Regions from separate parts of the Homo sapiens genome. Here region 1 is linked to region 2. Evidence: chromatin loops called from intact Hi-C (ENCODE). Cell type or tissue: dorsolateral prefrontal cortex. All regions are shown on one strand. Region 1 overlaps LOC105373703 (a long non-coding RNA gene). Region 2 holds the start of LOC107985828 (a long non-coding RNA gene).

Region 1 (8,000 bases), 110 kb before region 2:
CCCCACAAAACCATTTTTCCCTCCAACACCATGTGTAAACCACCAAGACTTGGTGCTTGCACTCTCTGAAGCAACGGCCTGAACTGTGTGTTGGCCTCTTATAGCCATGGCTGGAGCTTTCAGCTGGGACACAGAGCACCAAATCCCAAGGCTGCACAGAGCAGTGGGGCTCTGAGCCTGACCCACAAAAACTATTTTTTCCTCCTAGGCCTCTGGGCCTGTGATGAAAGGGGCTGCCTTGAAGATCTCTGAAATGCCCTGGAGACATTTTCCCCATTGTCAGTGATGATTAACATTGGCTCCTCATTATTTATGCAAATTTCTGCAGCCTGCTTGAATTTCCTCTGAGAAAATGGGTTTTTCTTTTCTACCATGGTCAGTCTGCAAAGTTTCCAAACTTTTACACTCTACTTCCCTTTTAAACATAAGTTCCAATTTCATATCATCTCTTTGTAAAAGCAAGGTCACCTCTTGAATGCTTTGCTGCTTAGATATTTCTTCCACCAGATACCCTAAATCATCTCTCTCAAGTTTAAAGTTCCCCAGATCTCTAGGACAGGGAGAAAATGCCACCAGTCTCTTAGCTAAAGCATAGCAAGACTCACCTTTGCTTCAGTCCACAATAGTACCAGATCCCCATCTGATGAGGACTTCATTGTCTATATCACTGTCAGCATTTTGGTCAAAATAATTCAACAAGTTTCTAGGAAGTTCCAAACCTTCCCACATCTTTCTGTCTTCTTCTGAGCCCCTCAAACTGTTCCAACCTCTGCCCATTACCCAGTTCCAAAGTCAATTCTACATTTTCAGATTTTCTTTATAGCAGCAGCCTACTCTGCTGGTACCAATTCTCTGTGTTATCTGTTTTCACAATGCTATAAAATAACACCTGAGACTGTATAATTTATAAAGAAATAAATTTAATTGACTCACAGTTCTGCATGGTTGGGGAGGCCTCAGGAAACTTATGATCATGGTGGAAGGTGAAGAGAAAGCAGGGCACATCTTACAAGGTATCAGGAGAGAGAGAGAAGGTGAAAGTGCTACACTTTAAAGCCATCAGCTCTCATGAGAACTCACTATCACAAGAACAGCATGAGGGAGACCACCCCCATGATCCAGTCACCTCTGAGCAAGTCCCTTACTTGACATGTGGGGATTACAACTCTGGATGAGATTTGGGTGTGGATATAGAGCCAAACCATATTAAGTAGTATTTGCATTATCATTCTGGGTGTTCCAGTGTTGGGTGCTTATATATTTAGGATTATTATATCTTCCCATTCAATTGATCTTTTTATCATTATATAATGACTCTGTCTTTGTTAACTGTTGTAGATTTAGTCTGTTTCATTTGACATAAATGTAGTTAATCCTGTTTGCTTTTGGTCTCCAATTGTTTGAAATATCTTTTTCCATACTTTACTTTGAATCTATGTGTCTTTAATAATTAGATTGGTTTCTTATAAGCAGCATATAGTTGGATCTTATTTTTTTAATTCATTCCACTAATCTATACCATTTAAGTGGAGTATTTAATTCATTTATGTTGAAAGTTAATATTGATATGTTAAGTTTTGTTTTGTCATAATGTCGGTTGTCTAGTTGCTTTATAGTCTCAATTACTGTTTTATAAGGCCTGTGAGTTTTATAATTTCATGTGTTTCTATGACGGAGATTATCAAGCTTTCATTTCAAGGTTTAGATTGCCTTGAGCCTTTCTTGCAGAACTGGCCTAGTGATGGTGAATTCTCTTAGTGTTTGCTTGGCCAGAAAGACTTTATTTCTCCTTTATTTATAAAGCTTAATTTAGCAAGTTACAAAATTCATGATTGATAATATTTTTTATTTAAGAATCTGAAAATTGGACTTCAATCTCTTCTGGCTTGTGAGTTTCTGCTAAGATATCCACTGTTAGTCTTATGGAATTTCCTTTATATGTTATGAGATGCCTTTTTTTTCTCTTGTTGACATTTGAGTCTTATTTCTTCATATTGACTGTGTGTAATTTGATGACTATATGTCATTGTGAAGTCTGTCTTGCAGTGTATCTTGTTAAAGTTCTTTGAGTCTTTATATCTGGATGTCTAAGTCTCTAGCGAGAGTAAAGAAACTTTCACTTATTTCCTCAAATAAGTTTCCCAAACTTTTTTCTCTTTCTTCTCCCTTAGGGATACCTACAACTTGCAGGCTTGGTTGTTTTCATAACCCTGTACTGAGTACAGGCTTTATTCATTAAAAAAAATGTTTTTCTTTATTTTTATCCCACTGGGTTAATTGGAATGACCTGTTTTCAAGCTCTGGGAAACTTTCTTTCACTTGGTCTCGTTTATTGTTAAAGATTTCAGCAATAGTTTTAAATTCCTTCAACAAATTTTTAAATTCCAGATGTTTGGCTTGTTTTTTGTTTTTAACATCTATATATTTAGCAAATTTATCATTCATACCTTGAATTATTTTTCTCATTTTTGTGTGTGTTGATTTTCAACATTCTCTTAGATTTCATTAAGCTTCTTTAAAATAAATATTTAAAATTATTTATCTGATATTTCAAAGATGTCATTTTGCTTAGGTTCAATTGCTGGACAGTTAGTATGATCCTTTTGGTGTGTTGTAATATTCTGTTTTCTGTACATCCAAAATTGTTTCTATGGTTTCTTCTTAACTGGATAAATTATCTCTTCTTATTTTGTAATGTACTTATTGTTTCATTTGGGAAGAAATTTTTTCTTTTCCAATTGATGATGTGAGTATAATGTATGTTGTGTAAGGTCATTTAGGTTTGGTTCTGGGTGCTTTCAGTGGCAAAGAATGTGTAAGTTCCTTGGTTGTAGATAACTTTTGTGTGGTGGCTTTTTAAAATGCTGGCTATAATAGTGATGGACTGGGTGTGTGAGCTAACTCACTGCCTCCTGTGGGGCTGGGATGCTAGAGGTCTCAGGAAGCTTATTTTGTTTCCCAGTGCTGTGCACTTGTGTCAGCAGATTTTGTAGTGGGTTGTGCAATTCAACCTTCAGGCCAGTGGGTGGTGCTTAAGGGTAAGAGCTGGTTATAGCAAAGGCAGATGGGAATATGCTTGATCTTTGTTTACTTAGTGAAGCTCTCACTTGTCTGGGGACATGAACTGGTTTGTGGAATGCACAGTGGCTTGAACTCCCTTTTCAGTCCTTGAGTTGGGGACAAACCTGGGCTGAGTTGAACCACCAAGGCTGCCCTTGGAAATCCCAACATCAGGCACAAGCACCAGCCCTGATTAGGATGGCAGGGTCAAATTTATTAAGATCTCTGCAGAGGAGGAGCAGGGCTGCCCCAGCTCCAAGGCCTAGGCAGGCAAAAATGTGATCTGCTCCCTGCCACACCCTTGTCTCAGTGCTTGGGACATGCAAATAGGATGGACGCTGCCGTCTATCTCCAGGCGGCAGTCAGTATAGCCAAGAGCCATGAAAGACATTTGCCTTCTCGCTCACTGTTGAAATATCTTCTGTGCAAAATCTCCTCTTTCAGCCCAAAACACTCAGGTTTTTGGCTCTCCTGCTCACCACTGCAGAAATGTTGCTGTTCATGTAGAGATGATGACAGGCCTCATCTTTCATGCAAGCCTGGGCCCAGTGGGCATACTGCCAGTGGGGACATGGCCATCCCTAATAGCCCTAGAATGGCTATCCTCTGATGTGTCTTTACCAACCTATCACATGTGAAGCCAGGGCTGTCTCTGAAGCTGTAGGTGGGGAGAGGAGAAGTTCCTCTCTCCCTCTCCATGTCCATGCCTGAGCACTGAGGCTTTCTGTCCACTGGGATGGAACCACACTCCTTTGTTGCAGAGACAAGCACACCACCCACATCTCTGCTGGAAGTGGCACAGTCACTCTCAGCCTACCAGCTGGAGCTCCCGGGCCAGGAGAGTGTTTGCACTGGTCTCCTCTCCGTTCACACTCCTTTGGTATGCTGCTCTTTCCCTTCTCTCTGGAGCAGCCCTCCCTGAGGGCTAGACCACTGGTAATCCTGCCGCTCCCCTGGGTCCAGCAAGTCCTGTGTAGCTGTTACAATCCAAGTGGGTGCCAGGGAATGTCTGCAGTGTCTCTGGTGATATGGTGACACAAGGGCTGAGGTTTCCTGAGTTGGACACAGTCCCCCAGTCTGTGTACTCAAAGTATAGCACTCACCACCACAGCTTGGATCTAGCGGGAGGGCAAGTGACTTTGCGTGAGCTGGTAGTCTGGTGTAATGCTCTTAAGAAGTCCCTAAATTGACACTCACAGCAATGTTTGGGTTTTCAAGGAAAGAGGAGCACTCTTAGTTCAGACACTGGTAGTCTACTGCAGGGGCAACGGGAGACAATACCACACACACCTACCCTTTTGATGAAGTAACAAGTCCTTTGGGTTCCCAGCCAATCCCTGCCAGCCTCGTGCTTCCTTCTTTGTCTGTGCCCCAGTTTCTTCCTGTGAGTTTTTCATAGGCTCCGGCACTTTCCCCTTGATAACTTTTTTTTTTTCCTGAAGGAAACTGGTATCTGATGTTTCTAGTCAACCATCTTGAAAAGAGAAAGAAAGTTAATCTAATTTTGACAAAGATGCCAAAACCATTCAATGGGGGAAAAATTGTGTTTTAGGTGAATGATATTGAGAAATTGGATATCCATGTACAAAAGAATGATATTAGATTCTATCACATCATATATAAAAGTAACTCAAAAGTTTTTCAAAGACTTAAATGCTAGAGCTAAAACTAAAACTCTTAGAAGAAAGATAGGGCTAAATCTGCACAATTGCAGATATGACAATGGTTTGTTTACATATGGCATCAAAATATGAGCAAAACAATATGAACAACAAAAGAAGAAGATAGATAAATTGGACTTCATCAAAAATTTTTAAAAAGCCTCGCTTCAAACTATGCTAAATGCCTAAGCTCTTTGAATTTAATATGTAGTGTTTCTGTCCTCCAGCATCTGGAAATCTGCAGATTTGGATGCACAAACAATTAGACATAAGACACAGCATAATGAAGTATTTGTTTTCATAGAGGATCATAGAAATTCATAAACAGAGGATGAAGAAACACAGAAGACAGAGGAAGGATTTAGTTTTGGGAACATGTGCTAATGGCCATCAAACAATTCTGAAATGTAAGTAACATTTCAAAAAGCATAATTTTTTTTGGCCCTTATGTTCTGCTTTTTTCGGTTTATAATGATAGAGAACATCAGTTATCATCAATAGCTTTATAGAAGGGTTGTAGCTAGTTTATATCAGATAATGATTTTACTGTCTTTACTAAATCTAAAAATATATTAAATATATTAAAAGCAACAATAATTAGAATAACATTTTCCTGGTACAGTGATAAAGAGATCCATGAATTCACGGTCCAGAAATATATTCAAGTACACTCAGGCAGTGCATAAAGATGTTTTGGTCAATGATAGATTGCATATAATGTGGTGATCCTGTAAGAAGGTAAAGGAGCTGACAATTTTCTGTCTCCTAGTGATGGTGTAGTCATCATAATGTTATAGTTCAATTACTTTATTTTTAAATAAATTTAGTGTAGCCTAAATATACAGTGTTTATGAAGTCTACAGTAGTGTTCAGTAATATTCTAGGCCTTCACATTCAATCACCATTCATTCACTGACTCAGCCAGATTCCTGCAGGCTCCATTTATGGTAAGTGCCTTATACAGGTATACCATTTTTAAAATCTTGTATACTGTATTTTGTGTACTTTTCGTATGCTTAAAAATGCTTAGATACACAAATGCTTACTATTTGTTAAAATTGCCTACAGTATTTAGTGCAGTAATATGCTTCACAGGTCTGTAGCTTAACAACAACAGGCTATGCCATGTAGCCTAGGTGTAGGCTATACCATCTAGGTTTGTATAATGCACTCTAGCATGTTCGCTCAGTGACGAAATTGTCTAATAATGTATTTTGTAGAACATATCCCCATTGTTAAGTGATGAAGGACTGTACATATAGAAATAAAAGTTCTCACACCAGTGGGGAAGAGATAAATTTTTAAATAAATGATTGTTATAATAAAAGCATTTTGTGAGAAAAACCCTTAAAATTTGATGTTCAATTTGTCCCTTACAAAATAGGTTCTCAGTGGATAAAAGATCTAAGTGTATAACATTCAATCCTAACATAGGTAAATGTGGGAAAAAGGCACTGAAATGTTATTTTACCTTTTACTTTAAAATAAGTTACCTAAATTAAATTGAAAATATTTGTAAATACTGTCTTTTTACTCTTTTTTTTTTTTTTTTGACGGGGTTTTTCTCTGTCTCTTAGGCTGGAGGGCAGTGGTGCAAACACAGCTCACTGCAGCCTTGACCTCCCAGACTCAAGTGATCCCCCCACTTCAGCCTCCTGAGTAGCTGGGATTATAGGCACGTGTCACCATACTCAACAAATCGTTTTAAATTTTTTGTAGAGATAAAGTCTCACTGTGTTGCCCAGGCTGGACTTGAACTCCTGAAGCTCAAGTGATAATTCTGCCTCTGGGTCCCAAAATGCTAAGATTACAGGTGTCAGCCACCATGCTTGGTTGTCTTTGTACGTTTAATGAAAGTACATTTTTTATAAGTGTGTCCAAATGCCTAGAAGCTCTCAACATCTCTTACCTGGGCTATTGCAATTTCCTGATAAATGTTCTCTCTACTTAGCTTTCATTCTCATGTCCTATAGTCTATTCCTTGTGGTGCAGCCTGAATGATCCTTTGTAATGTAAGTCAGATAATGTCACCCCTTTGCTCGAAATCTTCCGGTGGCTTCTTGCATCACAGCCTAGCACTCATGGATCCCCTCAGCCTTTGGCCTCTTTGCCATTCTTCACATGCACTTAGTAGGATCCTGCTTCATCTGTTGTTCCCCTATGTGGTTCACTTCCTTACTTTCTTTTAGAGTCTTATTAAATATCATCCTCTCAGAGAGGCCTTTCTTGATTGCTTTATATAAAGGAGTAGCCCCCTCCCCCTAACACCTTTTTACTCTCTCTCTTGCTTATCCTCATACTTTGCATGACATAAGAATCATATATATATATTCCTATGTCTATATATATATATATTTAATTGAGACAGGGTCTCATTCTGTTGACGGGGTCTTTCTCTGTCTCTTAGGTTGGAGTGCAGTGGTACAAACACAGCTCACTGCAGCCTCGACCTCTCTGGCTCAAGTGATTCTCCCATTTCAGCCTCCTGAGTACCTGGGACTACAGGTGCACACCACCACACTGGGATAATTTTTGGAGAGATGGAGTTTTGCCATGTTACTCAGGCTGGTCTCAGACTCTAGGGCTCAAGTGGTCCGCCTGCCTTGGCTTCCCCAAATGTTGGAACTACAGGTGTGAGCCACTGCTTCTGGCCTGTAAACATTGTTTTTAATCCTATATCTTTGCCTCCTAGGAAAGAGTGTAGGTACTCAGTGATGAATAGATCTTGGAAAACTAGTAATTTTTGACTATATAAAACTTCTAAAATTGTTAAGAAAAGCAGCATAAGCAAAGTCAAAAGATCAATATTAAACTGGGTAATTGTTTTCAACCCCACTGATGGAAAAGGGAAATTGGATATAAAAAGAGCTCTTACACATCCCTTAGGAAAAAAATAATACATATATAAACAGGTAGTGAAGATAAAAAACAATAATAATTGTCATAACATATAGGATAAGATCTGTAAACTCACTGGTAATCAGGGAAATGGAAGTAGAAATGCCATTTCTCACCATTAAGTTTACAGAACAATGAAAAAGTGTGACAGTCTACAGGGTTGGCAAGGTTTTGGGAAAATAGAATACTTACACAGTCTTGGTGTCAGGTATTGAGGTACTTTAGTAAAACTAGACTGGAGGACAATTTGGAAATAGTTGTCAACATTTTAAATGTGTATCTATTGTACTTTTAGAAATCTTTATGATGGAAAAACTCATAAAGTACACAGAAGTACACAGCATTCATTTGACATAGGACTGATCACTCAGTTCCTTGAAA
Region 2 (8,000 bases):
CCTGTTAATTAGAAATTTTTGACATTTCTCAGGAAAAAATTGAGTTACAGAATATGGGCAACACTCTCCATCTCTTTCAGTTCAGGGTTGTTCCTTGGCTGTCAGTTTTTCCCCAGATAAAGCATTCAGCAGTTTGATGGGAGCACCTCAGTTTTCCAGGTGCATTTGATAAAATAGGTGTTTGAAGCCTTGTACATGCTACCTTATTGGTGACTAGATGCTTGTAAAAAGTTTAGGTGGTTGTTGGTAGTCACCCTCCTTGGTGATGTTTCCTAGCTTTTAGTGCCCTTTTTTGTAGCATCCAATTTAATCAATGTTTTAACTGGGAGTCAAAAGTACATATTTTATGAATTCTCCTTAAAAGTTTACGATTTTTTCTTTTACTACTAATATACAAAATGACCATTTTATGTCTCTAATGATTGTGTCTCAATAGCTCAATACAATTACTAATAGAGAACTACATGGCTTGAAATGAGCTTTAATATAATTATTTCTGTCCCTGGGTTGTGGGTTATTCAATCTGCAGTGCTAATGTACTCAGTTAAACATGGTAGATTTACATACCTACAGTCATAGGTATGTATCTGAAGAGGCCAACTGATATCATGAATAATAATCATTTCATTTTGCCATTTATCTAGTGAAAATCTGGATTCTGAAAGCCTTATATGATTTTTCTCAGGTGCTCAATGTTAATGAAGAAGAAGAAATTTATATGAATTACTTAGGCTTATAGGTAATTGAAACAGAGTCTGCCAAAAGTAGAAATGGAACTCTGAAGTTTGTATTTTAAGATACATGTTTTTTTCCAAACGGGTTTGTTGAAAAAAACTATTTCTAAAAAGGTCTTAAGGCAACTAATGTTTATTCTTTACTGTACTGAAATGTGTAGGTCATTATATATCCTTAGTGTGGCAAGTATAATAACAAAAACTTTGTAAATAATGATTGGAAAAGAATAATGGTGATGTGCTTTGAGCTTGTTTAAAGAACTATTCTGTGGTTCCAGTTTAAGTAGCTTTCTATTCATGTTTATACTACTATATAATTTCAATAATATAGAATGTTAAGCTGGTTCTGCAGGTAAAGGAAAATTTTGGACTTACTGCCATGATTATACATTTGTTTCGCACCAAAGGTGCTAAACTCCAAGGGCTAAAGCAAACACAGAAAGAAACATGAAGACTATTAATTGAGCCATTGCTACCAAAAAGCATCTATTTAGTTAAAGTGTAGCCAAAGCACTTATAGATCCAACTGGCTTGGAATATTTTTTTCCACTCTGCAGTGATGGCTGAAATGTCTATAATTAGAGATATTCCTTTGGGTTCAGGTGTTATCACAATTGTTACCTGGAAGGTTAAACTGTTACTGCACATAGGCCTAGGAATACGCACAGTCTTATCAAATTATGCAGTTTAGGCAGTACTCTAGGAGAAAAACAATAGTAAATTGGAATGGGAAACCTCAGTTAATGGATTATCCTGAAAAGGATCATTTTGGGTGGGATGAAACTATGTAGGGTTTAGCTCTGATATAAAAAAGTTATTATAATTCTAATTTCCTTGCCATTGAGCCCAAGTATTCATTCTTTATGAAAAAGAAATCAATGGAGATATTCCTCAACCTAAAGTTAAAAATATAGAAGTTCTTTAGACTTGGTGAGATTTTCCCATACTTTCACTTCTTTCATGATTTCAAGCTTACTTACATATTTTTCTTGCATTACAATTTTTTTCCTACTCTTTAGCTTTTGTGGTTAGGTAAATGACTACTTTCAGGAGTTTTGAATTAATGATTTATTTGTGATCAGGAACAGAATGAACCATAAACATATTACTTGAAGTGTTTTGTTTTTCCCCAATAGACATGATTGATGGTGCTCTAGTCTGGTTTTCCTTGTGATCAACGACTTTTATTTATGAAGTGACATGACCAATGGCAATAGAGTTCATTAAGAAATTAGGCTACCAAGTTTCTTTAAATTTCAGATTTATTTTCAAAAAGGGTGCTTATATTATATACTCACTAGTAAGCTATATAATTTTGTGGCGCTTACTGTTTTAATTAAGCTATTGAACAAATTTTTGTAAATATCTTTTGGGTGCAGGCTACATATGAGCTTATTACTAGGGTTGGCATCAGGATGAGATGACCACAGAAATAAATAATATGTGCTTTTGGTCTTAAGACAGTTTCAGTTTAAAGAAAGAGGCAGATTTTTACATAAATAACACCAAAAAGTAAATTGAATAAGGAGATGGGGCTGTTAAGTAAGAAACTTAAGCCCACATTTCATATTGGAACCCTGGATCGTTAATTATAATGTGGGTTTTCCAACTGTGTTCCATAAAGTCCTACCAAGATGTAGTAGAAGGGGCCACTATATTTAAAATAAAACAAAAACAAACGTACAACATTTTTGTTTTTATTATAAAAATATACATTTAAAAAAATAAGACAAACTTATGAAAAAGAAACCATAATTCCACACTATCAATGAACTATAATTTCATTAATATGTGTCCCTCTGTCTTCCTTACCCCAAAATGGGATCAAACTATTAAGAAAAAACTTTGTAGCCTACATTTTTACTTAATACATCATGAACTGCTTCCTATGTTATAAACAATTTGTGTAACAGTTATACATTCATACTTGTTTATCCAATAAAAAATTGCTTACAGATAATTTATTATATTACAGATACATTCACTTTCCAGGGATACAATGGGTAAACCAAAGATATGTGTTGCTGATAGTGCCAAATCATACTAGAATTTGGGACAAAAGAACTGGTTGACTAGAAGAAGATGCAGGAAAAAATGTATCTTTTCATCTTCTATTAAGTCACTGTTGAGGATGTTAACTAAGTGTTTGGCCAACAGATGAGTTCTGTTCTGTGCGTCCTTTGTTATCATGAACTGCAAGAACAAAGTACTGAGAATTGCTTAATTTTGTTCTACTCACAAAACAGAATATGATGTCTGTTCACTATGCACATAAATGAGATCATAAAATCAAGACTTTAAAGGTAGAATAGGGAATTATACAAGTATTGATTCAAGTCCTGGCTCTATCATCCAAAAATTGTGTGACCTTATTTGAAAGCATTCTACTGATTCCTGGCCTGGCCCTAGAAGTTCAAAGAACACCAGAGTAGGTAAGGGAAATTCTGCTTTTAACAATTTTCTTACGTGGTTCTGACCATCTGAAATAACAAAGCATAAATAGAACACTGGTGAAACATATAGAGGAAATAGGACTATACTACTTTTTTTCTAGTAGTTATATGTCTTCAGTCTACAACCACCAGAATTTTTATGATCCTCTCTGTCATCTAGCTATTATCTATGTATTATCTAACTCTATCTAATTAGCAGTAAGAACATTTTCCCAGATAAACAAATGTAGATTTTGAATTGATTGCAGAAGAAGTCAGAGAGGGAGAAAATAATTTTTTTTCACAAACATAAGAACATATATGTATTTAAAAATGTGTGAGAATGTCTGTGTCTATGCATGTGTACTTATTCCCAATTTTTACTAATTTTGTCCTATACCAATCATGTGCGCTTCCTTGTAACTTTTCCTTTACCTAACCAAATATGAATGCACCAGGAAGCTCTTTAATTGGGAGTGGGTATGATCTCCAAGTGTGTGGGACTGGTCCATATGAATTAAAAAATACTAAAGGAAATAGAGAGCTCTCCACTTAAAATTAGTGCTCAAAACAGAGAGTAATTAGGTTTAGTAGAAAACTCAGTTAAAGTTGTTATGTGACTACACTATTAGAATTAAGAGGTAACTGAGATTTCCCAAGTGATAATAGATAATTTGCTGTTTAGCCTGTAATGAGGTTTGAAAAAAAGATGCTCAACAAGATATCAGCAGTAACTATAAAGACATTTCTTAGAAGGTCCACCCAGTGGGCATTTATTCCTTTATCCTTATAAAAGAGACAAACTGTCTAATGCAATATACTCTCAGTTCTCATCATTAGTGCCCCCAAAAAGATTTCTATTGACCCTAACCATCTCTACTGACTATTTCCTCCCTGCTGGCTTTTCCTGGTTTTCTGCTGAACTATTCTGTCACGAGACATGAGTCAGATGTGGTGGGATAGTGCAGAGAAAGAGAAATCACAACCTTCAATGTTGTAGTAATTACATTTTTACTAGAAATATCCAGAGAAATAGGATGCAATCTTTAAATGCATATGCAAATCATGTGCAAATTATATGCTAATACATGTGTGGCCCGCCTAACGATTACACATAACTGAATGCAGCCCTTGGGAAAATCTTATTGGAGATCATTGGTCTAATGAAAGTTGCTGCTGCATGCTAATTACAGTGACATGTGTGCTGCTGTATTGCCCCTTAGTGGTGAGGGGAATGACAGAGGTTAGTTGAAGTTAGATGACTGACTGACAGGAATTATGTCTGTCACCACAGAAGTAAATAGCAAAATATGTCTATTCTCTGAAATCCAATTTTTATGTCTTTGTATCTAAATTAAAATGCAGTCTTGTATGACCACTGACAATGTGTTCAGGAAGATAGGAGTCTGGAGACAAAAGATACAAATTACTAATTGACTGAGTCAGGTTAGTCTTTCTTTGCTATAGTATTTTCACAAATTTTCTATTTCTTAACAGTTGACTAACTCATTGGAAATATGAAGATTATAGAAATATACTATATACATTTAGAGAAGTAATAGTACTCATTTTTCAAAAATAAGTCAAGTTCTAAAGAGATTTAATGCCTCCTTTAAAACAGACAAATCCAAGCTCCACTATGTTCAGCTGTATGACCTTGGACAAGTCTCTTAACATCTTTGAGTCTTGAATTACTTAACCACAAAAATATGATAATAGTATATACCTCCTTGGGTAATTAGAGGATCGCATGAAATACTGTTTTACAGAGCCTAGGGTTTGAAAGGCAGGTGCTCATGAACCTATTATATTTCAAATAAGTGATTTTTTAAAAGTATTTATTATTTATATCTAAATATGTTCTCTATTTTAAACTAATTTTTAGTTTATGATATTGACATTTCCTAATTAGAGAGATACTCAATATTTGAGAGGTGACTCATTCTTATTTAAGCTATCTCAGAAAAAAAATTAAAAAATAGACTTGATTGTGATGTAGAATATTAAACAGAAATATAATTTGTGATTGTATTTAGGAATCCTAATACCACCATTTGAGACTTATGACTAAGAAATGAAGAGATTGAATTGTGGAGGAAGAGTGAAAGAATTACCTTAATTATTCATTAACCTAATTAGCTTAATTAATTTAAGCAGTTTCCCTGCTTGAAAGAAGTACTTTCCTGAACTTGTTCAGAAATCACATCTACCTTCATTAAAGCCAAAATAGACATAAAATGTTTTGTGGTTAGCTTACGATAAAGTTCAGGAATCAAAGGACTTGCCAATAGTGTTGTTCAGGAAATGGCTCATGGAAAGGATCCCTTGATTGCTAAGATTTACTGATACTTGCTAGGCTTCTTCTTATATCTTGTTAAAAGGCATTGATTTGCCATTTCTAGAACTATTTCAAGTTGGAAATTTCAGCATATTCAAGAGCTTCTTGAAGTTTTGGCTAAAATGAAGGTATATTACAATTTGTGGGGGAAAAAATTCATTGGAATTTTATTTGTATGTATTTACTATTAGCGTTTAATGCATCCAAGCTTATCTTCAGCATTGAGCAGCTTTATTACTATACAAGCAACATTAATAACAGTGCTTACTAAGTACTTTTCTATTGTGAGGATAATAGAAGAAAATATGATTGCTTTGGCAGTATGCTTTTCTCGAATTTGTTCTATTTGACATCTTAAAAATTAAATATAGGTTGTGTCATAATGGACACTAAATTGTGCCTTGAATGTAATGTCACATTTTTCCCAGCACAGATGACTTGATTACTAAAATTGAAGTCATTGTCCAGTTAATGACTTAATTATTTGGAAGAGAATTGATTTATCCTTTTTATCTCAACAAACTCCTTACCTCCTGTGTTAAACAGAAGAAGGAAGTATGTTATGAAATAAAATTGAAGGTTTAAATATGTTTGGTCAGTTTTCTCCTCCTATAAAATATGTGATATCAACAGATTCAACACTTTTAGCTTCAGGGAATGCTTGACTCTCCAAAAGGCATATAATTGAGTGTACCTGCGGTACAAGACTATGTCTAATCAGTCGACTCTGTTGCTGGGTAGAGTCAAGTGCCATTCATCTGCCTCCCCTGAGATTTGTGGAAACAAGAAGGAGGAGCAGGATTAAGACAAAGATATATAACCATGTTGACCACTGAAGTTCATGGTTAACAACTTAATTATCTAAGTTCAGCTATCACTCAGAAGCAAATCTGTGCAATTTAGGCACATTTTATAATCTACAATAGAAATAGCATAATGCTAAGGACAGTGCTGCTAGAATTAGAATCTACATTAAGTGTGTTTAATTTAATTTTTCTAATTATATTTCTAATAGCTTAAATATCTGCACTGATAAAACGGTTAACCACCTGCATTTAAATGCCACCTGATGCGTTTATTTTGGAATAGTAACAGATTGGTATAATTTGAGCTCAAGTTCCTCTAAAAATTTTTCTATTAATGGGTCCTAATTTAATCTTTGTGCCTGATCTCAAAATGATGTTATAAGGCAACAATCATTGTGAGACTTGCCATTATCTGGTATTATCCTGTTGTGATTTTTTTCCCAGTTCAAACTTGGATTCATAGATAGTTAAATCAAAAATAGAAATTTGCACTGGCATTTCCATTTTCCTATGGAGCTTCAACGTTGGAATAATGCCTGGCTAAAAAAAATCAATTCAGTGAAATGTTTGCATAGCACTATGTGAGGAAGGTTAGGAGAATATGCACTACATCTACTGTTCCAGGTGGGCAAACATATGCAAAATGCCCTTATGATCATATATTTTCTATATGGCCCATGTATTTTGGGCTGATAATACTACAATGAAACTTAATTTATCCCCACACAGTAAGAAGTCTAACCTTTTGAAAATCTGATGAATGATATAGATCCTCTCCTCCTTTCCCAAAAAGAAAGAAAGAAAGAAAAAAGAACAGAGAAGGTATCAGCATTTTATCAGAACATCAAATGAGAGTATTCTATTTCCTTCTGTTTAGAAATAACCTAGTCCTAGCGAAGCTAATTGTAGTGAAAAGATCAAATAAGCACTGCTGTTCATTCATAGACACACAATTGTATTTGAAAACGTAAAGTCTTAAGACACTGGAAGGAAAAGCTTCTGAAACTCTGATTCTAATGATACCACTTTTTCACTGAGCCGACGCATAGTCCATGCTCAATATGCTATTATTCAAGGAAGCGTGAGATAATGCGACCATGGGGAATAATACGGTAGTCCCACAGAAGTTCCATCGCTAACTAGAAGTATGGTTTCAATTAGCAATGGCAATAATAATACTTATGATTGTTGTAATATCTATTATCATCGTTTTAGTTGAACATGATACAGAAGAGAGTTGAAGGAATCATGAGTTTAAGTGTTAGCTCTAAGAAATGTTTGTGTGACCTTGATTTAGTCATTGAACCAGTACATGGCATAGTTTCAGCATCTGTAAAATGTGGAGGTTAAACCTAATGATCCTTAAACATAAAATTTCTGTATTGAATGCAATATTGTAAAGGGTACAAAACAGGAGTTTTGAAGTCCACAAGAACCTAGGTTAATATCTGGCCTTTACTACTTATTATCTATGGGACTTTGTTCCAGAACAATCATTTCTATCTTCATTTTTCTTTTGAGTACATTTTAGATAATTAAACTGTTAAGATGGAAGTCAAGATTAAAGGGTAATAGTCCTTGGTGCATTGTAGGTGTATAAATGTTGGCTTGTTTCATTATGACTACTTCTTTACCTGACTATGAGTGGCAAAAAAGACAGAAACCATGTCAGTAACAAGAGATGGTGTGA

Evidence for each region. Peaks named below come from ENCODE experiments on the same cell type or tissue, not always from the same donor. Only the 100,000 strongest peaks of a DNase experiment are listed, where the experiment ranks them.
Region 1: a loop joins it to region 2, with 2.5 times the contacts of the local background. A loop is called at or near these places in 3 of 110 quality-filtered maps.

Annotation. Positions count from the first base shown.
Region 1 is chr2:155,811,093-155,819,092 of GRCh38, reverse strand. LOC105373703 (a long non-coding RNA gene) reads left to right here. Exons shown (of 7, transcript XR_007088689.1): 5 at 4,949-5,128. Among named protein-coding and RNA genes, the nearest start is that of LINC01876, 440 kb to the left of the region's middle. In dorsolateral prefrontal cortex, a CTCF peak has its summit at 3,017 (motif pointing right); DNase peaks (open chromatin) are centred at 3,031 and 3,615.
Region 2 is chr2:155,704,629-155,712,628 of GRCh38, reverse strand. It overlaps LOC107985828 (a long non-coding RNA gene), which reads left to right and starts at 7,720. Exons shown (of 5, transcript XR_001739221.2): 1 at 7,720-8,000. In dorsolateral prefrontal cortex, a CTCF peak has its summit at 4,347; no DNase peak of the experiment used is centred here.